2 separate regions of the Mus musculus genome follow, and region 2 is linked to region 1. A link is a loop called in an ENCODE intact Hi-C map of the cell type or tissue named here. Cell type or tissue: heart. All regions are shown on one strand. Each heading gives the region's core, and the rest is flanking DNA. Links, peaks and the distances in the headings are about the cores only.

The links. Hi-C counts contacts between places; a loop is a spot of excess contacts. Peaks named below come from ENCODE experiments on the same cell type or tissue, not always from the same donor. Only the 100,000 strongest peaks of a DNase experiment are listed, where the experiment ranks them.
Region 2: it touches region 1 in a loop (4-fold over the local background); 7 of 42 quality-filtered maps call a loop at or near these places.

The regions. Positions count from the first base shown.
Region 1 is chr10:99,454,078-99,465,088 of GRCm38, forward strand. It overlaps Gm35035 (a long non-coding RNA gene), which reads right to left and starts at 6,597. Exons shown (of 3, transcript XR_872000.2): 1 at 6,108-6,597; 2 at 2,240-2,337. It overlaps Gm34983 (a long non-coding RNA gene), which reads left to right and starts at 5,678. Exons shown (of 3, transcript XR_380739.3): 1 at 5,678-5,965. In heart, for the core only: a CTCF peak has its summit at 6,222 (motif pointing left); DNase peaks (open chromatin) are centred at 4,144, 5,874, 6,884, 7,744 and 1 weaker place; H3K4me3 peaks cover 1,270 bases; H3K27ac peaks cover 2,787 bases.
Region 2 is chr10:99,405,050-99,416,060 of GRCm38, forward strand. No RefSeq gene overlaps it. Among named protein-coding and RNA genes, the nearest start is that of Gm34983, 49 kb to the right of the region's middle. In heart, for the core only: CTCF peaks have their summits at 3,948 (motif pointing left) and 8,609; a DNase peak (open chromatin) is centred at 4,892; H3K27ac peaks cover 624 bases.

The DNA.
Region 1 (11,011 bases), core at 1,703-9,702:
GTGTGGGTGTGTGTAGGCATAATATTGCTGTGCATTGTGTAAAGTTTACCCTTGTGTTATTCAAATGTTGATTTCTCAGCATTTCCCTCATATTTTGTTTCAACTGGGACATAGCATTTGTAAGGCTTAAGTCAAGAATCTCCTGCCTCAAGTTTATGTAAATGGTGCTTACCATTTATTCTCTGCCTTGTCAATAAAAACCCATCACCCAATGGCTGGGCAGAAGAGAGAAGAGGGTGGGACTTCTGCCATCCAGGGGAGGAATGGAGAGAGGGAGGAAGGGAGAGAAAGAGAGAGGGAGAGGGAAGGAGAGAGAAGTGGGGGAGGAGGGGAAGAGGAAGAAAGATTGAGCCACCAGGAGGGAGAAGGAGAAACATCATAAGAGTTCAGCTGGAGCATGGAAGGCCCTAAATGCAAGTATTATGGGGACTTTGGCTAGGAAGTAGTCAGATTAGTTTAGAGGATTAAAGTACAAAGCAATGACTGCCCAGGTATTGTGGTAAATGTCTGTTAGATAAATCATCTTCTTTGTCATTATTGGGGAATTAGCTAGGATAAAGAAAAACAGCCACTATATTAATTTGTTGCCTACATTTATATTAAAATTAACATTTACAGGAATGTGTGGGTGTGTGCATATGGGCCAGATCTCTCTCTCTCTCTCTGCCTCTCTCTCTCTCTCTCTCTGCCTATTACCTTGAGTGATCTCTCATGAAACTAGAACCTGCCATTTGGCTAAGCTGCTCTGCCAGTAAGCTCCTGGGGCCAGTTTTTCATGTTCTTCAATACTGGGGCTACAGGCACGTACAACCATGGTTGACTTTTGCTAGGGGTGCTGAAAATTCAAACTCGAGTCCTCAGAGGACACAGCATGTGTTCCTATTCACTGAACCAAACTTGCCAGAAGCATCAACCCAATGTTCGTGGAAAGAATTAGCTACTCATGTTACTATGTTGTTTGGGGAAGGTTTATAAATTATGTAATATACAAAGTATCAATTATCCTTAAATGCTGGGATCCCAGACTTGCTTATCCTGAGATTTGAGATTTGCAAGAGAAAAAACAGTTCCAGAATTTTGAACCAAATTTGAAGCAAGCTTTTATCAAATACCGACCCGGATGGGCACTGGTCAGGTCCATTCTGGGATTCCCAGGAAATGGCCATGATTCACATTTTGCACGGGCTTAAAAAGGCAAAACCTCACAGTTCATTGCATTTCCTATAAGGTTCAGTCAGGGGCTAGCACACATCCTGACACATATTATGCCTACAAGCATATCTGGTGTTGTTGGTTCAAACAAACTTGTGTCGGGTGAAAATATGTGGCTTGTTTTTTCCCAAGAACTACAGCTCCCAGCATCAGGAAGTTACCATGCCCTTGGCCAAGAGGGGCTTCCGGGTTAACTTTGGCTCTTCCAACACTACAAATTGAACCGAATGCAGCCTCTTCTCTTTTCACAAAGTACTTATTGCAGAGTACTCTCTTCTTTTCCCTTACAATGGCATCCATGCCTAGAGCCTATGAATACGTTACCCTCCATGGTTGGTACTCTCAGTCGAGTTACATTGATCCTCAAAAGGGGAGAGTGCGCGCATGCTGTACTCCCAGAGAACGGGATGCGCCAGTGAAACATGACCAGGAAGATGAAGATGAGAGATGAGCCGTGCGCTAATGGATCCAAGCCTTTCTAGAAGCTAGAAAGCACCGCTGCCATTCTTAGCCCAGGGAGAGCCACACCTACTTTCTGACCTGAAGAACTGTGAGCTTATAAATTCATGTTGTTCTAAGTTTCTGTTTGTAGTGATTTGTTTATGCTGTAATAGAAAAAGAAAGAAAGAAAAAAAAGAAGCCAATTTGCGATTTCTTCTGCTCCTTTCTCCCTCTGACTTTGGGGGAAAACAGTGTGAAGTTACCAGATACAAGCTCTTCCGTTGTCTCTCTTTCAAACAGCTTAGGGTGAAGGCATTCCATCACTATTGGGGAAGCAGTAGTGTTCCTGATTGCTTCTGTCCTTCCAAAGATGGGGTATAGGCAACCGGGTGGAGGGAGACCCACCTGTCTCCCTGGAAAAGTGTACTTATTTGATAATTACAAAACTGCTTCCATTTATATCTGTTCGGTGGCCTCTGTTAGATATGCTAGTGCTGTAGCTGGTCCTACCTGACTTTTGAGAGTGTCTTTGCTGGTATTGATTTGAAGTAATGAAACCCAAGAAGCAGAAGAGAGAGAGATGTACCTGTTTAATCTGTCACTTGCCACCTTTGACCCTGGTCATTGAGGTCCAGTTGTTAATCACCCTTGGCGTCTGCTGGTCATGTGTCCTCCTTAGTGTTTCTGCAATGGCCGGAGACCACATGGGAGCTTTAGTGTCTTTGGCATGCTATGTGTAAGTCACGAGTGGTTAAAAGCCTTGTTGTAATTTTTTTCGAACAAATGTGCTGTTGCATGATTATGTTTTAAATGTCTCCCAGTTTCTACCAATACAGCTAAACAGTTGAGCTACTGGTTATGAAGCCCTTAAATTCCTGCCCCCCAACAGTTGTGTTAATGTCCCATCCCATCACTATGTAAAGTGGGTGTCCATGGTGTGTCGGTTCAGGCAGCTGACATGCTCACACTGCCTGTCTTTCTTCTCTTAAGCCAATTCAGATTCAAACTGTCTTGATCACAGTCCTTTCTCAGCACTGCGAAGGAGTCTTCTATTTTTTGTGCTGTCAAGTTCAGTTTTTCATCTTTATTCAAGTTGAGCAGTGGGAGGAGTATCCTTTGCCCTAGAAAAGATAATCTATAAACTGAAGTGGCCATATTCCACTCTCCAAAAGACAGCTCTAGGACAAGACACTAGAACTTATAAAGAGTGAAAATATATAGTGGCTTCCAGCAAGTGTTGGCATATCACAGCTCGCAAGCCGGCTGACTGTTTTCATAAATAAAGTTTTATAGGAACATAGCCATGTCCACTCATTTGCATATTATCTTTGGTTTGCTTCTGAGCTACAATGGCGGAGCTCAAGAGTGATCCAGACTCCATCTGGCTGGAAAATCCCAAAATATTTTCTATGTGGCCCTTTACGAACATGCTTGCCAGCCCTTAGTTATGTCTTGTTATAGAGCAAATAACCCCCAAGATCTGGCAGCTTAAGGCAGTACTTATTATTTCATGGCTCCTGTGGGTCAGGGATAACGATTCTGGCACAGGATCCCTGAAAGGGTATCAGATCCTTTCTGATCCAGTCATTTCAAAGTTCGACTGGCTGGCACTAAAGAATTGACTTCTAGCTCCTACACATGGCAGATCTCAGTATCTCACTGGCTGTTGACTGGAGTCTTCATTTCTAGAGCATCTGAACTTCACCATGGGACTAATTGTTGCATGTCACATTTTTTCCCCCTCAAAGTAAGTGATGGGGAGGTAGTCAGAGAAAACCAGTACCCTTCTTTCGGAAGTCAGAACAGTGTTTAGCATCTCCCTGTGAACACAAAGAACTTGATCTCTCTACTGAAAGTTCTGGAATGTTGGCAGGCAAGTGGATGCTAATGCATTTAGCTGCTTCTTTTATATTTAAATCTGGGATATACGGTAACTTTTACTGTATGGAGTTTGTTAGATGTACTGAGTTTGTTAGATGTAAGCTCTAAGTCCAACCCTCATTTGAGAAGAAGTTATTGGATGGGCTCAAGGGATGGATCCCAGGGAGGAACATACCAGAAGCTGGCTATGACTTTTAGGACCTGTCTGCTCAAATTTAGCCATTCGTATAGCCACACTGTGCAGTATCTTCTATCTATTCTGGAATTTACCACCATAAAAAGCCAAGGAAAGCCAAGTAGGGTAATGTTGAAGTCAATGAGCAGCCTCATCCCAGAGAGGTTGCTAGTCTCATTGAGGCCTTCGGGCCAAATCCAGGTTAAAACCTGGAAGGTCAGAAACCTCCTGGGACACAAGTGCTCTGAGACCTTTGATCAAGGTAAGGCTGGTTGGGGGCAGTTAAGAGAGCACTTTGCCAACAATGAAAACTTCAATTCACTCACTGTGCAACAAATATTCATTGAATTCCTGGTAAGTCCAGGCAGGATTGAAGGCTTTGTGGATATAGCAATCAACTTGGAGGGGGGAAGATGGTCTCGGGCAGGAAGCAGCTGACAGCAGGTGCTTCCTCTGACGCTGAGAGCTAGTAAGTGACTTCCTAGGCTATGACCCCTTTCCAGTATTTGTGGGAAGGAGAAGATATTTCAATAAAATGATAGCAGACAGACCGGAGATTCTAGACACTTTTTAAACACATTCTTAGTACATTTGGATTCCTTGCTAGTTCAAGTGATGCTTTTTAAATGCTTGTTGCCCTGAAGTTTGTGAGTCTATGCAAAGGCATTTAGTGGCAGAGCCTTAAAAGCTGGAGACCTTTCTAATGCGGTTCCTAATGCTGCAAGCCTTTAAATATAGTTCCTTGGGTTATGGTGACCCTGCAACCATAAGATTATGTTGTTGCTACTTTATAACTTTGCTACAGTTACGAATTATAATGTAAATATATGATATTCAATGGTCCTAGTTGACCCCTGAGAAACAGATTGAAAAAACTTGCTGAAGATTGTGGAAAGTATCAACTGGCTACTTTGTTGTTGTTTTACAATGCTTTGTTTAGTCATTTTGTGAATAGGCATACATTTTCACCGGACTAAAACTCACACTGTATTTACTTAATCATCTGTCTGTACTCTGCTCTAGGAGCCTCTGCCAACCCCCAAACCTCAGCGTTTCATACCGAAATGGATGTAGAGAGGAGAGATGGAGAGAGGAGGAGACTTTCCCTGGTTTAGCTTGAACTGTAAAGGACCGTTGTCTGTGGTTCAGGGGTGTTGGAGCAGAGGGGGCAGAGGGAAGGAGCAATATAGACAGCTTTGCTTTTAGGACTCTATACAAGCTTTTGATCTTCACATAAAGTGAATTTCTCTCTGGGTGATTGAAAGCCAGTTCTAGAACCCAGTTAGGCTTAAGGACTCCATCTCTTATATTCGCAGCGATGTAGATTTTTTTTTTCAGGCTGACACTGAACTCTGTACATCTCCTAAAAATGTCTATTTCAGTCATTCACATTTCTGAATGGGGAGAGTCAGAGGCTAGGGAGCCAGTAAAGTGCCTGTCATGCAAGCCATGAGGACCTGAGTTCAGAGCCTCAGGACCTCGTAGACACTGAATGGCATATTTGTTTTCCTGGACCTGGGGGGGGGGGGAGCGGGAGCGGGAGAACCCACAGGCAAATCCCTGGAGACCATTGGCCATCCAGGCTGGCAATCTGATGAGGTCAGTGAACAAGCCCATCTCACAAGAAATGGAAGCAGTCACCTGATGCTGATCTCTGGCTTCCACGTGCCCATGCATCCGTGTGTGCACGCACCACCAAGCACACGTGCACACGCTTACATGAAAAAGTTCATGCATCACACATACAGAAATACATACAACATACTATATACAACACACACATATACACACACATAGAGTGAGTGAGAGAGAAAGAGAGAGAGGGAGAGAAAGGTGACCTCAGAAAAGCATTGCTTTCACTGCGAGAAAATTGCAAATGTCATTTTTGAATGAACCCTTGGCAAAGTGAAGTGCTCACGGAGTAGAGAAAGCCCTATCTGACTTTGAGTCGTCATTTTAACCTGGAGATTGTAATATTTGATACCAGATGTGCAAATGTTTCACACTTTCTGCAATTGGTGGTAAGGTTGTGAAACTGTAAGCCCGCCTGAGCAGAAGAGGCAAAGGGCAGAGTAGGAGAGTTTCAGGAGGTAAAGTCAGAAGCCGACGGGACTGCGGGTTGACTTTGACTGAAGGCAGCAGGATTGCTCAAGAGCAGAATCCGACAAACACCAAGAGAAAAAGGAAACGTTTCAGCAGAGTCAGCCACCCCCAGCATCTTTCTTCAAAACCCAACAAAGAAATCCCCTCTGCTGGGTGAGTTATTTCCTCTTTCTGCCCTCCAAGTACAGTGGGAAAATAAGCCCTCAGGCTGAAATAGTGAAGTTAGGAAAGAGTTGAGTAAGAAGACAGTAACGAACTAGACAAAGGAGCCTCCAGTCGTATGTCACCCACCTACCTTGGCTTTAGTAAGGTGCATTCCCTCCTCCAGATGTCATGTGACTGTTTCCCTAGGCTGTCCTGGTCCCTTGTTTACAACCGTCTTCTCTACCTGCCCTTTTTAGTGCCCCCTACAGGACTAGAAAGAAACAGCACTTTGCCTTTATCCTCATTTGCTGTAGTGTGGTTTGCGTGTTTGTTTGTTTCTTTGGAAAGATTCTCTTCAAAGCCCAAATTTGAACCCACATCTTTTGCTTCAAGAAGTATTTCTTAGCTCCTCAATTTAGGACTCCCTCCACCCCTTAGTCTAATTAATTAGTTCTTTGTTACATCGGTCATAGTGGCTCGTGTTATTTATACTTCTGTCTTCTTTACTGAACTAAAATCTCTTGAGGACTTGCCAGGAAGAAGTTTACATTCCCTATATCATTACTCTTTTGTTTCTTTAAATGGAGGCTATAAGATGCCAATGGTTGTTGATCTGAAAGGTAAACTGTTCAATAATTTTAATAGGGTTTAACAAGATCTTAGACAAAACTATCCTAATAAAATGAATTAATTTTATTTTGATTTGCTTTTTTTTCCTCTCTCTCTTTTTGCATTGTGGTGAAAGCAAAAAGAGATTCCTTCTTTTCAGATTTCTTGTTTTTAACCATTGGCCCTCGTGCCAAGGCTAGCCATTCCTGCGCCATCCTCGGGACCCACAAAGTAAAAAAAGAGAACTCACTTCCTTTGGCTTCACACCCACCCCGCCCCAATCCTGGGAAAGCCATTGTATTGTTTTCTTGCAGAACTGTTTGCTTTCAAAAGCGAAAAAGGAACTGAGGCTGCTATCTCGGAGTTCTTTACATCGAGGAAGTCACATGGGTGCATGGCTGAACAATGTTTGCTGGGGGGTTGTTGAAGATGTAAATTCTTTGCCCCTCGGAAGAGTCCTCTGTGATCCGAACAGTCTTGAAGGAACCTCGCCCGACCTTGCGGCTTTTCATCTTCAACCTCTCTCGTGCATAGTTTAAGACCCTAAGCCACATTGGCTACTGCTTCTTTTTTTAGAGACTCTCAGCAACCAGTGACTTTGATCTGCATCACACTTGAGACGATTTTCTGAAAGGTCAAAGGCGACTAGACTACCCCTTTGTCACTGTCTCTGAAGCACTCTTATCACCTTAGTGACTCCCCAGAGCCTCTCGCCTTTGACCTTGTTCTTTAGCGCTTTTTTCCTTGGGGGAGGGGAGAGTGAATTCGTTAATCCCAGGCAGGCTGGAGCTTTCTCTGTCCTTGTATTTGAAATTTAAGGCAGCTCTCCCAAGCCAGCGGCGAGTTGGGCTTAGCTTTGTTTTTGTTTTGCTTTGCTTCCTTGGCTAATTGTTTGGTAGAGATGGGTCCCGGAGCAGCTTGGTGGCTTGCAAGTTCCGCGAGAGAGTGGAATCCCAGCTTTCCAGCTCTTCTCTAGCTAGGGTCCACGTGGTCTGACACAGAAAAATAAAAATAAAATATTCAGGCTTCATAAGTACTTGAAGATTGATTGTAGGTGGAAGTGCTCACTCAGACCTTGAAAGTCGACCCGCTGCAGTTAATCGCTGGCACCATCTCATTTCCCCTTACCCCCCAACCCACCCCCTTATCCGCTTTCAGTTCCTCTTTTCCCAGCAGGTGTCCGCTTGGCGGACACTTGCTTCCCCTTGTCTCTGGCTGAGGAAAAGTGGTGGGAACTGAGGTCTGAGCATGTCTGCAGTGAGGTTTGCACACTGTTGGACCTTCTTGGGAGTGTTGCTTCACGTACTGTCTCTTGGCAATTGATTGAGGTTGCTTTTAACACTTTCATTCCTCTGTCTGTGTGTCTGTCTGTCTGTCTGTGTTCTTCCTTCCTTCCTTCCTTCCTTCCTTCCTTCCTTCCTTCCTTCCTTCCTTCCTTCCTCCCTCCCTCCCTCCCTCCCTCCCTCTCTTTCTTTCTTTCTTTCTCTCTCTCTTCCTCCTCTTCTCTTTCCTTCCTTCTTTCCTTTCTTCCTTTCTTTTTGTCTTTCCTCCTCTTTCTCCATCTGTTTTTCATTCCTTCTCTTCCTTCCTTTCTTTCCTTCTTTCTTTTGGACTGTTTATTTTATTAAAACATTTTACTGTAAATTATTTTTCTTATATTTTGATCATGTTTTTCCCCTTCCTCAGCTCCCCCCACATCTTCCAAACCTCCCTACCCACCCAACTTCACATTCTCAATCTCTTTTCCCTCCCAAACAAACAAAACCACTAAGACACACCCTCAAAAATGCCCAAACAAAACAAAGGGAAACAAAAAAAGCCCACGGTAGAATAAGACAAAACAGGTTCATTTCGTGTTGGCCAGCTCTTCCTGGCCATAGCGCCTGCCTTGGAGTGTGGTTGTTTTGCACTGTGATGTCCCATTGGGGAAAACTGCTTGTGCCTTTGCTCACAGGTATGGAATTGCAAATAATGTGTTGGTTAGGGGTGGGATCTCACCGACCTTTCCTCTTCTACATTGATCAATGGGGAAGCTTTGGAAGAAACTTTTCTAAATCACACAGCTTGCAAATACAAAGGTAGAATTTGAAGCGTGCCCTGGGTAGCTCCAGCTTCTATGGTGTAAAGTTAGGGATGAATACAATCATTTCCTACTGAGGATCGCTTGATTTACGGTAGAGAGAACAGGGCCAGCAAATCTGTCATGTGGGCAGCTGGGCTACTTAGGGTGTGGTAGGCAGGGTCTTCTCTGTCAGTAAGGAGCCTGACTCCAGCTGGTAGGGACAGGAGCCTCATAGCTCTGCAATAATCACTTAACTGAGTGTCAGTAGTCACTTGAGATTGATGGCCAAGCTCGGTCACCGCTCCTCTCTCTATCCCGCCTTTCGTGGTTTTTCTTTCATTCATCAGGGAAAATGAATTTAGTGGCTAAGCTCTTCCCTTTCATCAAAGAGAACTCCTACCTTAAAGGAAGGAGCAATTTCCTCTGTTGCAGCACAAAGTTATGAAAGCTAGGTGGGTAGGTGTGGGCAGGATGCTGGGGTCTGCTCTGCACAAATGCATGTCATACATAGTCTTGCCTATGACTTGCTTGGACGGTGGTGAGTCTCAGGACTGTATGGAGTTCTTTGGGGGACAGGATCAATAGCTAAAACAATGAATGGTTTCTCATTATCCAAGGAGATTTTGTATACACACCTTCGTCTGAATTTTAAAAGCTCTTGAAAATGAATCCATAAATATTACATAAAAACAATCAAGTGAACTGTGATTGGATCTGTATCTTCAAACAAGCCTCATATTGATACTTTGTTTATTCTTACATTTAAATATAGGCGAATGTCTTACAATTTAGCACTTTAATCAAATGCTGATCATTATAACCTGGGGACAGGGAGGAACTTAATTTTCCCGGTAAAATCATGCAATAACATTAGTTAAATTTAAATGAAACTTTGATAGGTTTTTGGTAACAAGAGTTATTTTTTGCACAGGCAGCTTTTTAAAAAAAATTTGTTTATTATATGTAAGTACACTGTAGTTGTCTTCAGACACCCCAGAAGAGGGGGTCAGATCTCACTACAGATGGTTGTGAGCCACCATGTGGTTGCTGGGATTTGAACTCAGGACCTCTAGAAGAGCAGTCAGTGCTCTTAACCGCTGTGCCATCTCACCAGCCCCAGCACAGGCAATTCTTAAAGTTCTTAAGCCTTTTCAAAAATTTTAAAAAATATGATTTTTTAAAACTTTATTACATCAAGTCCCTTATGATTTAAATTTTTGTTGGCATTTCCTCTAGGTTCCACCCCACAGTTACCTGGCAACAGTCAGGTGTGCCTGACTCATTATAAAAGGGGCTGCTTGTCCCCTCCTCTCTCTCTTGCTCTCTTCTCTTCTCCTCTTGCTCCTGCTTCCTTTACCCTCTTTCCCCTCTTCCCAGTCCCCTCCCTCCTCTCTCTCCATGTGCTCATGGCGGATCTCTACTCCTCTATTCTCTCTCTCTCTCTCTCTCTCTCTCTCTCTCTCTCTCTCTCTCTGTGTGTGTGTGTGTGTGTGTGTGTGTCTGTCTCTACTTCCGTAACACTCTTCCCCATGACCTAAATATGCTCTATTCTATACCATACCATCCATGTGGCTGGTACCTCTGGGGTAAGGGATGCCTCAGAGCATGGGCCAACAGAGGTACCACCTTCCCCCACACCATACCAAGCCTCTACCAAACATACCCCTGGCTTCTCTTTCTTATATTAAATACAATAATTTTGACTTATTATTATTCCATCTCTGTTAATTCTAGTTGTTTGTGTGTGTACTTGAGAGTATGAATGTGTGTGTGTGTGTGGGGGGGGAGCTGTAAGCTTTTTTTTTTTTTTTTTTTTTTTTTGGTTTTTTGAGACAAGGTTTCTCTGTATAGCCCTGGCTGTCCTGGAACTCACTTTGTAGACCAGGCTGGCCTCAAACTCAGAAATCCACCTGCCTCTGCCTCCCAAGTGCTGCGACTAAAGGTGTGAGACACCATGCCCGGCTGCTTGTAAGCTTTTTGATACCACCTTCTTTAAACGTCTAACATTCTAGTCTTTCTCTATTTGCCATTTCCTTGCCTATCTGTGGTATTGCATTTGCATTTCTTGCTCTAGTGTCAATGATTTTTGTACTGTTGATCAAAACTATCATACTGGGATGGGAGGAGGTACAAGGTCACATCAAGTGCTATGGGAGAAGTGGAGACTGGTGTTGCAAGAGATCACTGGGTTCTGTTGTAAAGAGTTTTGTATGTTGCTTTTGGCTTTCCCATGCCAACATGTAATTGTCAGATATGTCCTCTGGGTTGGATTTTGAGCATCTCCAAAAGCATAGACTATAGCATACAGGTGGTGGAACCTGAGGGAAATGGGACAGACTATGAAGAAGTCAGGTTGTGGATGTGGGCTCTCTTGAGGGGTATGT
Region 2 (11,011 bases), core at 974-8,973, 50 kb before region 1:
AACACGTACAGAATAGTCATTGTGGATCTAGTATTGTGCTAGACTGAAGTCCCTGCCTTTACAGGGAACTCTGCAGTAGTGAGCAGAGTCGCAGTTTGCACATTATTCGTGTTTTGAAGGGATGTGAGGTTTAAATCAGAGGCAGACAAACAGAGTAAAATCCCCAAGGTAGATACTATTTGAACTGAGGCTTGGAAAATTAGAAATGACTAGACAAAACTGTACACTTGTAGTGCCCTATGGCTGTGAGGAGACACCATAACCACAGCAACTTTTATAAAGGAAAACATTTCCTTGAGCTCGTGTGTGTGTGTGTGTGTGTGTGTGTGTGTGTGTCCATCTTCAGTGGAAAGGTACAGAGATATAATGGAGATTACACAACAAAGCAGTTTAAAGAGGTCTTATGCTTTTGTAGGTGAGGACCCCTGTGGGAGTTTGAATGAAAATGGCCCTCCTTGGCTCACAGGGAGTGGTATTATTGGAAAGGTTTAGGACTGTGGTCTTGTTGGAGTAGGTGTGGCCTTGTTGGAGTAGGTGTGGTCTTGTTGGAGTAGGTGTGGTCTTGTTGGAGTAGGTGTGGTCTTGTTGGAGTAGGTGTGGTCTTGTTGGAGTAGGTGTGGTCTTGTTGGAGTAGGTGTGGTCTTGTTGGAGTAGGTGTGGTCTTGTTAGAGTAGGTGTGGTCTTGTTGGAGTAGGTGTGGCCTTGTTGGAGGAAGTGCATCACTGGGGAGTGGGCTTTGAGGTTTCAGAAGCTCAAGCCAGGCCCGGTGTCTGTCTTTCCGCTGCTGGTGGATCCAGATGTAGAACTCTCGGCTACCGTTTCAGCAGCTTGGCTGCCTGTGTGCCACTGTGTGTTTTTTTTTGCCATGACAATGGACTAAATTTCTAAACAGAAACCAGCTCCAGTAAAATGTTTTCCTTTACAAAAGTGGCTATGGTTATGGTGTCTCCTTGCAGCAATAGTGTGTTCACTAAGACAGCCACAACAGAGGGCTCTTAACTACAGCAACATGTACCTGGAACCTGGCATACAACTGAAGAACCATGAATATTAATGAAACAAATGACTGACTTCAAGATCTAACTTTGTACATTTGTGGCCCCCTACCTGAACTGAGAGCAACATTTTAGCACTTGGCTTTTCCTATTGACTTTCTTTCTTTCTTCCCCTCCCCACCCCGACAATCATAAGGAAGAAACTCTGCTGTTTGACAGCTATTCTTAGCCATTTTCTGTTCTTCTCATTTGTCACCTGCTCTTAATTTTGCCAACATTACTGATTGATCTGACAATTCTCTTCATGCTGGTGACACAGAATATTTGTGTCAAACACAGTCAGTTTTCTGAGACAGGGAATCAGACCATCATTACATCTAATTCAAGATATATGTATGCATACATTTTGTAAGGCAAAAGAAAATGCTAGAGTTAAAAACAAATAACATGTGTTCCTTTTCTTCTTCTTCTTCTTCTTCTTCTTCTTCTTCTTCTTCTTCTTCTTCTTCTTCTTCTTCTTCTTCTTCTTCTTCTTCTTCTTCTTCTTCTTCTTCTTCTTCTTCTTCTTCTCCTCCTCCTTCTCCTTCTCCTTCTCCTTCTCCTTCTCCTTCTCCTTCTCCTTTCTCCTTCTCCCTCTCCCTCTCCCTCTCCCTCTCCCTCCCCCTCCCCCTCCCCCTCCTCTTCCCCCCTCCCCCTCCCCTTCCCCTTCTCCTCTCCTCTCCTCTCCTCCTACTCCTCTTCCTCCTCCTCCTCCTCCTCCTTCTTCTCTTGCTTTTTTTTCCCCCCAAGACAAGGTCTCACTATATAACACTGGTTGTCTTGTAGCTCATGATATTGATCCAGCTGGCCTTGAACTCACAAAGCTCCTCCTACTTCTGCTTCCCATCTGCTGGGATTAAAGGCATATGCCACTACATCTGGCTTGTGTATCTTATGCCAAAGTGTTTAAACATAAGTGGTAGAACCAATAACCAATAGCACTGAACCTGGCTAGGAGTCTGGCATAAGATAATTCTTCCTTTTGTATTTAACTCATGAACTACGTTGTGCCTTCTAACCAAGATTTTAATAGGTGATGACTCGAGAAGCCAGAAACTGACAGCAATTAAACAGATATGAAGGCCACACTTGATTTTGGACTTAAATCAATGAGATTTATCAAAAAAAAATTACTTTTATGAGATGGCAGAAAATGCATTTCAGAGGAATTCAGTAAATTGAAGCTGATTCAATTAAAAAACACCCCATTTGTTCACAAGATCCACTGATGGTTTAGAATTTACTTCTGGTGGTTTGAGTTGTCATTGCCCCTTTGCAGATATTTCCATAAATACCCTCCTCACCGCCAGGATCTCTCTGCTTTACAAACAAGGTTCGGTTCATTTTTCTTTGGTCGAGGGTTCTGGCCAGCTTCAGCCAGCTATGGCTGCATGTTCACTGTTTACATCAGTCATCGTCTGTGTTGTTTTTAGTTTGTTCTTCAAATTTTCCACATTTTTTTTTTTTTAGTTTTAACACCACCCCTTTATTATAATGATGCCCTGCCCTTTTTCTGTGTTTGCAGTATTTAAAGACTTTCTGTTTTCAAGGGATGAAAAGCAAGCACTCAGTTGCTGCTGAGGAGAGCGTGTGGAGGGGACACTAGAGCATCTCTAAAACACGTCGAAGATGGAAGGAAAATAAGAACCGTGGAGTCAGCAGGTCCCTGGCTCTGCTTTCTTAGGCTCATCCATTCTGCTCTGTGTTTTCTGTTCCCAACCTTTCTTACGGCTGCTCTACGGCCCCTTATTGGTTGCTTTCTTACGGCTGCTCTACGGCCCCTTATTGGTTGCTTTTGCTGGAACGGGTCCAACCCTCCTGCCCGTATTCTAAACCTACCAGCGTTATTTTAATATCTCAATTAATAAGGCTAATTTCTGGACCTCCAGGCCAGAGAAGTCCAATTTCCTTAAATTATGAGTGAGCTCTTCGTAGGGTAGCTATTTTTTTTTGCATTACGGTAGGAAATGGGTGCCATTTGGCCTAAGCAGGTCTCTTTGAAGTGGGTGTGAACATTAGGTAATGATAGGCATCTCAAGTACTCCTGCAGCATCCTACTCAGTGGCGAGGGTAGAAAACTGAAACAGATATGGCAACCTGTCAGTGCTCACAATTATGTGCTTCCTTTTAAACTAAGAATTCCACATCGTTTCTTTCAGTGCACTGGCTTTCAAGGCTGCCTCTGTACCAGGGTAGGAAGCCAGAAATGATTTTCCCCCCCAATCATATAAAGTTCTCAGTAGCTAAATAAAATGCTTAGATCTCTTAGAGGCAATATTCAAAAGGAAAGCCTTTCTTTCATATGCTTTTTGCTTTATCGGAGCTCATATTTATGAATAAAGCCAACCCATGGGCCAGTCAATTAACCAACGAACTAAAACCCAACTCTGGTTACTATAACTACGTTTCACATACTTTCAGCATGGCGCATCATAATATTATTTAGTTTCTTAGCAGGCACTTAATCATGCTTATAGACCAGTCTAGGAACGTTTGTTTATTTATGTATTGATTTATTTTTAAGAAAGCTTTTCATACATACTGTATCTTTGGCCTTTGATAGTAACTGTTACGCATTTCAAAAGTAAAAATCATTTTACGGGCTGAAGAGACCACTCAGAGGTTAAGAGTACCTGCTGTGCCGGGCAGTGGTGTTGCATGCTTTTAATCCCAGCATTTGGGAGGCAGAGGCAGGCAGATTTCTGAGTTCAAGGCCAGCCTGGTCTACAGAGTGAGTTCCAGGACAGCCAGGGCTACACAGAGAAACACTGTCTCGAAAAGCAAACAAAAACAACAAAACAAACCAACCAACCAAACAAAAGAGTACCTGCTGCTCTTTCAGAATTTGCTCAATACCAATATGGTAGCTGTCTCTAACTCCAGTTGTAGGGGATTTGACACCCTCTTCTGGCCTCCGTGGGTACTGCAGGCATGTGGTGCACATACATATATGCAGGTAAAAACATTGACACACATAAACTAAAAGTAAATTAGTGTTTAAAAATTCATTTTGCTAGTCTTTGGAGAAATATATTTAGTGTCTTCTCTTCCTCCCCTCCCCTCTGTTTTTAATGCTGGAAATAGAATTTAGGGCCCTGTCCATCTTTGTTAAATACTGAACTACATTCCCAGGCTAAATCACTTGCTATTGTCACAGAGTACATAAAAACCAGCTTGTAGGATTGCCGTTTTCCAAGTCTGATCTATTTCCTCTTTCTTGCTTTTAGGATCCTTTTAGGATTTCCCCAGTGAACACAGATATACATCTGATAATTTTGATTTTTGTCTATTGACTGCAGAGATACAATAGCTCCTGAGCAGCCCTCTCCTTTCTCCTTCTTAATAACCATGCATCCTTGAGGAAGTTCTGTCTGTACAACGTGCCTCAGTTTCCTCACACACACAATGGGATAGTCAGACCTCAGTACCTGGGAAGCAGGCTGTGACGATGAAGTAGAATCATACATGGGAAAGGGCTTTGTAAACGGAAAGGCAGCACAGAGCTCTAAGGGGGTATTATCATTTATTTTACAAGCCAACAGAAATCAAAGCTCTGGTTTCACAGCCAGGAGGATTTTTCTGTCACAGATCTAATTCTTAAAGCTCGGCTTTGCCTAGTTAATGAATACTCTCGAAATAAAGATCCCTTTTACTGCTTTGATTTTTTTGGTCACTTCCCTTTACTCTGATTCAAAGTCACATGGGGAGGTGCTCTTATAAAGCCATTGTTTAATTTAGAGTCTTCATACTGCGCGTGTGTCCGGCTATTCTCCTGTCTCAGTCTCAGAGGAGCCTTTGAGGGCAGACCTTGTTTCTTTCCCTTACGTATAGTTTGGCAACAAACGAGGTGTTTTGAATGGGGATGTAACCTGTCACCTCACGGAAAGAGCACATCCTGCTCTGAAGGGGTGGCCTCGGTGCCAGTGGAGGACCGTGCTGGTGTTTTGACTTGTGACTCAGGCAGGAGCTGTGGAATTGCCTTGCTGTACCGCGGCACAATGACCCTGGGAGAAGTTCCCAGACGGAGCAGAGCTCTTCTCTTCAGCCACCAGGACTTTGAGTCTTACTGTTGTCTAGTTGGTGTTTAGGACAGGACACTGAGCCTAAAACTTTCCACATTTATAAGCAGGGAAAGTATAAAACATACTTAAAAGTCACTGATATAAGCAGATCTGCTTTGATTATTAATCTTCAACGCAGAGTGGGTTTGCTTTCCATAAGTCTCTCTAAATAAGTTTTCAGTGGAGATAACTGTTTCAGGGTTTTGGGTATAAATATCACCATATCTATCTATCTATCTATCTATCTATCTATCTATCTATCTATCTATCTATCTACCTGTGTGTGTATACACATATCCATATATACACACACATATATATTATATGTATATGTGTATACACACACACACACATATATATATATATATACATATACACACATATTTTATGTGTATATATACATATATACACATGTGTTTTATATACCACATGTAGACATTTATGTTATCTCTCTAGATGTATATATGTTTATACATATATATGCATACTTACACATGTAATATATACATCTATTATATATACATATATAAACATAATATTTTTATTGATTCTTTGGGAATTTCACATCATGTACCCCATCACACTCAGTTCCCAGTCCTTCCATATCTGCCTACCCAACCTTGTGACGTGCCACACCCAAAGAAAATAAATATTAAAATAAGAATAAGTTTAATTGCTTTATCTATGTACTCAGTGGAGCAAACTCACACTCTCAGTGGCCTGCCAATTCAATAGAGCTGAGTTGCTCCCCTCCTGGACTCCTGCCGGAAGCCGTCACTTGTGGAGAGCTGACTTCAGCATCCTTATCACACTTCCTAAGAGTTCTTTCAATGGCTTCCTGTTCAGGCTGCTACTCTTTTAGGGGTGTGGAGTGGGGGTTGTGTTAGGGTCAGGGAAGGGGTTACTTTTGCATTGATATAGATGATTGTGGAGGCATAGTTGAAAGGAGGAGACATGGAAGGTTTCTGTTCATTATATGTTAATCTTCTAAAGCCTTTGTCATGAAGGTGTTGAAGCCAGGAGAACAAGAGACACAGAACCTTCACAGTCATAATTCTGTGGACACTATTTAAAGTACAGCAGAAAATGGAAGAACCAAAAGCTAATCTCCTATCTCTGGCCTTTTGTGTAGTTTGTGATGCTTGTGAAGTAGGTGTGTTCCTCTACATCCGTGTGTGTATGCTTGTGAGCTGATGCATGTGTGCATATTTATGAGTATTCATGTACACGTGTGTGTGTGTGTGTGTGTGTGTGTGTGTGTGTACACATCTGTGTGGAGGCTGACACCAGGTGCTTTCCATGTTATGTTTTAAGACAGGACTCTCTCTCTCACTCTCTCTCTCTCTCTCTCTCTCTCTCTCTCTCTCTCAACCCAGTGCTTGATCAGCAGATTTAGGGACACTGTTGTTTGTTTGTCTCCGGTGCTGTGATTAGTGCCCTGTGACACTGTACACCACCTTTAAAGTTTGGATTCTGAAGATTATAACTAGTTTCTCATGAGCCATCTTCCCAGAATAGTTCTGCCTAGTTTATTTCTGTTTTACTTTGTTTTGTTTTATTTTTACCTTATTTTTCTAAAACCCAGATTTGTGGTGATCAACACAGGCGCATCAAGTGGGGTGCCTCAGCAGCGGTTAGGGCTTCTCAAGTGTCTGAATTAGTCTAAACTTTTTTCACCACTGGAATTGTGAAGTCCCAGGCCTATGAAATGGATTGTAATACAGTTTGGCTGGTAACCACATTCTTACATTTTTGGTTGTGAGCCTAACCTTTAACGGCTGAGCCATCTCTCCAGCCCTGGTAACCACATTCTTGAAGCCCACATTTACCTCTAATCAGAAATAAATACAGGACTGAGAATCTTTTTAAAAATGATATAGTTTTATTAACTCTCTGAGAATTTCCTATATCCAGTGTATATTGATATTCACTTTCCATTCCTTCCCTGAGCTCCCAGACTCACCTTTACCCTTCTCAACTCCAGTTTGTTCTTCCCGTATACTCACGAGTGTGGGTCATCACCTTCAGCATGGGGGAACTTATCAGGGGCACAACGTTAAGGAAAAATGGCCCTCTTCTTCCAGAAGCCATCAGCTGTCAGTAGCCCCTCAGCCTAGGGTGGGGCCTTGTGAGGCTCCTCCCCCTCCGCGCTGGCGTACTGGGTTGCCTGATCTTAAGCAGATCTTGGGCAGGCCACACTATAAAGGGCACATATTGTGAGTTCACGACTACAGCAGGGCCTCTGGCTTCCTCTCTGACCTCTGGCTTTTACAGTCTTGTTGCTGCCTCTTTGGTAGTATGAAAGCTAGCCAGCAAGGGAAGTTTCCTCTCAAGTATCAACTTGACTTTTTCATGTCCTGTCATCGTGGTGTGTGGTATCTTCAGCAACAGAGTCTTTCCACGGGACTGAAATTCTAATCTTATACTTCATGGTTCCATTTTTTGGTCTGTTCCTCTGCTAGTGAATTTATTCCTAACTTACAAAAGAAAAGAAGAGAAGAGAAGAGAAGAGAAGAGAAGAGAAGAGAAGAGAAGAGAAGAGAAGAGAAGAGAAGAGGAGAGGAGAGAAGAGAAGAGAAGAGAAAAGGAAGAAAGGAGAGAGAGCACTTAGCTTTTTAATAACCACAGAATCAGGACTTTATAAGTCCTAGTTTTCATTAGTACTTTATTTCTTTATAATTAAGAAGCCTGATAGAGAGATTGTGAATGTTTATTTTATTTTATTTTTTTTACCATGTACACAGTCTTTTAATATGGGCAACTCCTTGTGAGGTCTGGCTTGAGCATCTCTGGATTTCCCCCAAGAGTGCCTCAGGTGAAGCCACGAGCAGGTGCAGCCAACCATATGTTTGTTGATTCCTTGGAGATGTTCAGCAACTGAGTGATGCGTGATCTATGACCAGACTGCTGCTCTGAGGGTCAGGTGCGGAACATTTGTGAACTATTTAGGAAATAAGTTACTTGGCTCGACTTGTGTACAAGGTTTACAGAATAATAAAGACCTAAGATGGAGGGAAGAATTCCCCCCTCCCCAGCTCGTCTTAAAACCACCTTGAATGTGATTATTGATGCAACCTGTAGATGTAATGATATTAATGATTACAAAATATTCACAAGTGTACATGAAAATGTAGAGTGGTAGCCAGAAGACTTATACCACCATCTCTCTCTTAGATGGCTGGACTCGCCTCTTAAGTGGTTTTCTTGCTTTGGCTATGCATTTATTATATCCATAACACAATGGCTATAGTGATCTTGTTACAGTATGAGTGGATCTCTGCTCAAAAACTTCCCAATGGTTCTCTATCATACACAGAGTACAAGTCTTATAATGGTCAGCATACTTTAAGTTTATCTCCTCTCAATTCCATCTGCTATGTTTATCCTACCCTTCCCTGTAGGCATAATGTTACTGTTTCCCATATAAAGATAATTCTTGTATTACTCAAATGTTGACTTCTGTGTCCCCATGTTTGGTTGTAGTCCTTACTCTGAGACTCTCCTGCCTCCATGTGGTATAAACATTGCTCTCCAGTTATTCCCTGATTGGTCAATAAAGAGCTGATCAGCCAGCGACAGAACAGGGAGAAAATAGGGCTGGACTTCCTCCCAGCAAGGGGATCGAGAGGGAGAGAAAGGAAGTGGAGATTCAGCCAGGAGAAAAGGGTCCCCGAAACATCATAAAAACATCTGGAACAGAGAAAGTCACACAATGCAAGCATCTCAGGGATTTTGCCAGGTTAGTTTATCGGATTAAAATAGATTAACACTGCTCATTCATTGTGCCTCAAAGCTGTTCAATAAATAAAATAGTCTTTTCTCAATTATTTGGGAGCTAGCTGGGTTAAGAAAAAAATGCAACTAACATATGCCCTTGCTGAACACACACAGTTTAGGCAGTACTTATACCTGACATCTCTAATGTTGCTTCTTTGTTTAATTTCTTTCTTTCTTTTTTTTTTTTTTTTTTTTTTGGTTTTTGGAGACAGGGTTTCTCTGTGTAGCCCTGGCTGTCCTGGAACTCACTTTGTAGATCAGGCTGGCCTTGAACTCAGAAATCTGCCTGCCTCTGCCTCCCAAGTGCTGGGATTAAAGGCGTGTGCCACCATGCCTGGCTATTTGTTTAATTTTTATACCAAACATTTATCGCCAACTAACACTCTCCATGTTGTCAGCCCTTATAGCATTCTTTGTTTGTGTTAGCCTGGTAGATAACAAACTCTAACAGGATAAGGATTTCTTTTGTGCACCCGTGTGTTCCTGTTCTGTAGTGCCTAGTACTGTGTGGTATGCGTGTTGGGGACCAGCCGTGGTTCAGCATCCTCTGTTTCCTCCCTCAGAGTGACCAGGTGCTGGAAGGATGAAGCAGAGTTTGGAATGGGTGGGGTCTGCAGGCTCCAGGTTTGGCTAGGAGTGGGTGGGGGGATGGGAGGGTAGGAGGGTGGGATATACCTTCTCCAAAGAAGGCCTTCTCTGAGGATTTTAATGTTATAGCTCTTTTAGACTACATCCAACGGAGCAGTTCTCTTAGATAATCTTCAGAAAGACAGCTGGTGTGCGTACACCTTATACACCAAGGGCTATATATGAATCTTGGAGAGTGGGAAGGAGTTTTCAGGGTGAATGTAAAATCATTGGCTAGAGTTTAAAGTACTATGAATGCCCTGCTGGAAAAAGGGGAGTCCCCCATTTTGTACCAAGTTCAGAGGTAGACTTTGACCTTAATTAGCAGGATTTCCAAACAGTACTGAGCCCAGTTTTTAAAATCCCTCAAGAAATATTTATTCAGTTACTTTTAAAGTTATACATATATACATATATGTATGCATGCGTGTACACACATGTCTACTAAGGCACAAAGCGTGTAAAGGCCAGAAGACAACTTTGTGTTTCATTTCTCACCTTCTACTTCATCTGAGACTGAACCGTTATGAGCCACTATGTCAGGCAAACTATTGGTACATGAGCTTCCATGGCATCTTCTGTCCTCACCTCCATGTATGAGAACTAGAATTACAGGCGTGCCATACTATATCTGGCTTCACCTAGGTTGTGGGGAATCTGGCCTCAGATCCTCACGCTTGCTGCCTAATCCCTTAACCATCACCCTCCTGAGCCACTGCCCAAGACGGTAAACTGAAGGTGTGCAGGGTGGTTCTCTCACACGCTCGTCATGATGTAGCTATGGCTAGTGAAGCCATCACTACAGTAAAGCAGGCTAGCATCCTCGCCGTTTCCTGTGTCCACCTTTCCACCTTTCCTGAATATAGGAGACCCTGTTAGAGAATTCGCATCATCTCTCATGCTATCAAGCATGCGATTATCCATCTATTCAATAATATGGTAGGAGAGGAAACGACACATAGCCCACCATTCCAGAGATTTGTGTTGTGTGAATTGCTGTGTGGGTTTTCCCAGATGCTATAAGGGGAAAGATTTTATTTTCATGATGCACTATGAATATCCTTTCAAGTTTACAGAACCTCTAAGCACTCTAAACTTTTAGAAATTTATTTTACATCCGATTATTATTTTCAAAGATATTTAAGGAAGAAATAGAAAGTTATTTTCAAAGTTTTTTTTTCTTAAAGCTGAGGTAGAAAAGAGTTCTAAACATCTCTGCAGTAACTGGATTTTATATTCTAAATGTTTCTTCTCACACCAATGATCAAAACAATATTACATTTAACATACCTTTTAGGCATACTATAAATATGAGATTATTTTACTAAAACGTTACTTGAGTTCTTACCTAATTTTAGTTCTATATTTGGTCTCATTATAATTTGACTCAGGTCTCTTCAAAAATCAATGTTCCCAGTTTGAGATTTCATTAGCTACTTACTTATGACTAGAGGTGTGATTATCTAAAATTTCCTGCTTCGTTCTTATGAGCGCTAGATCAGATTTGAAAAG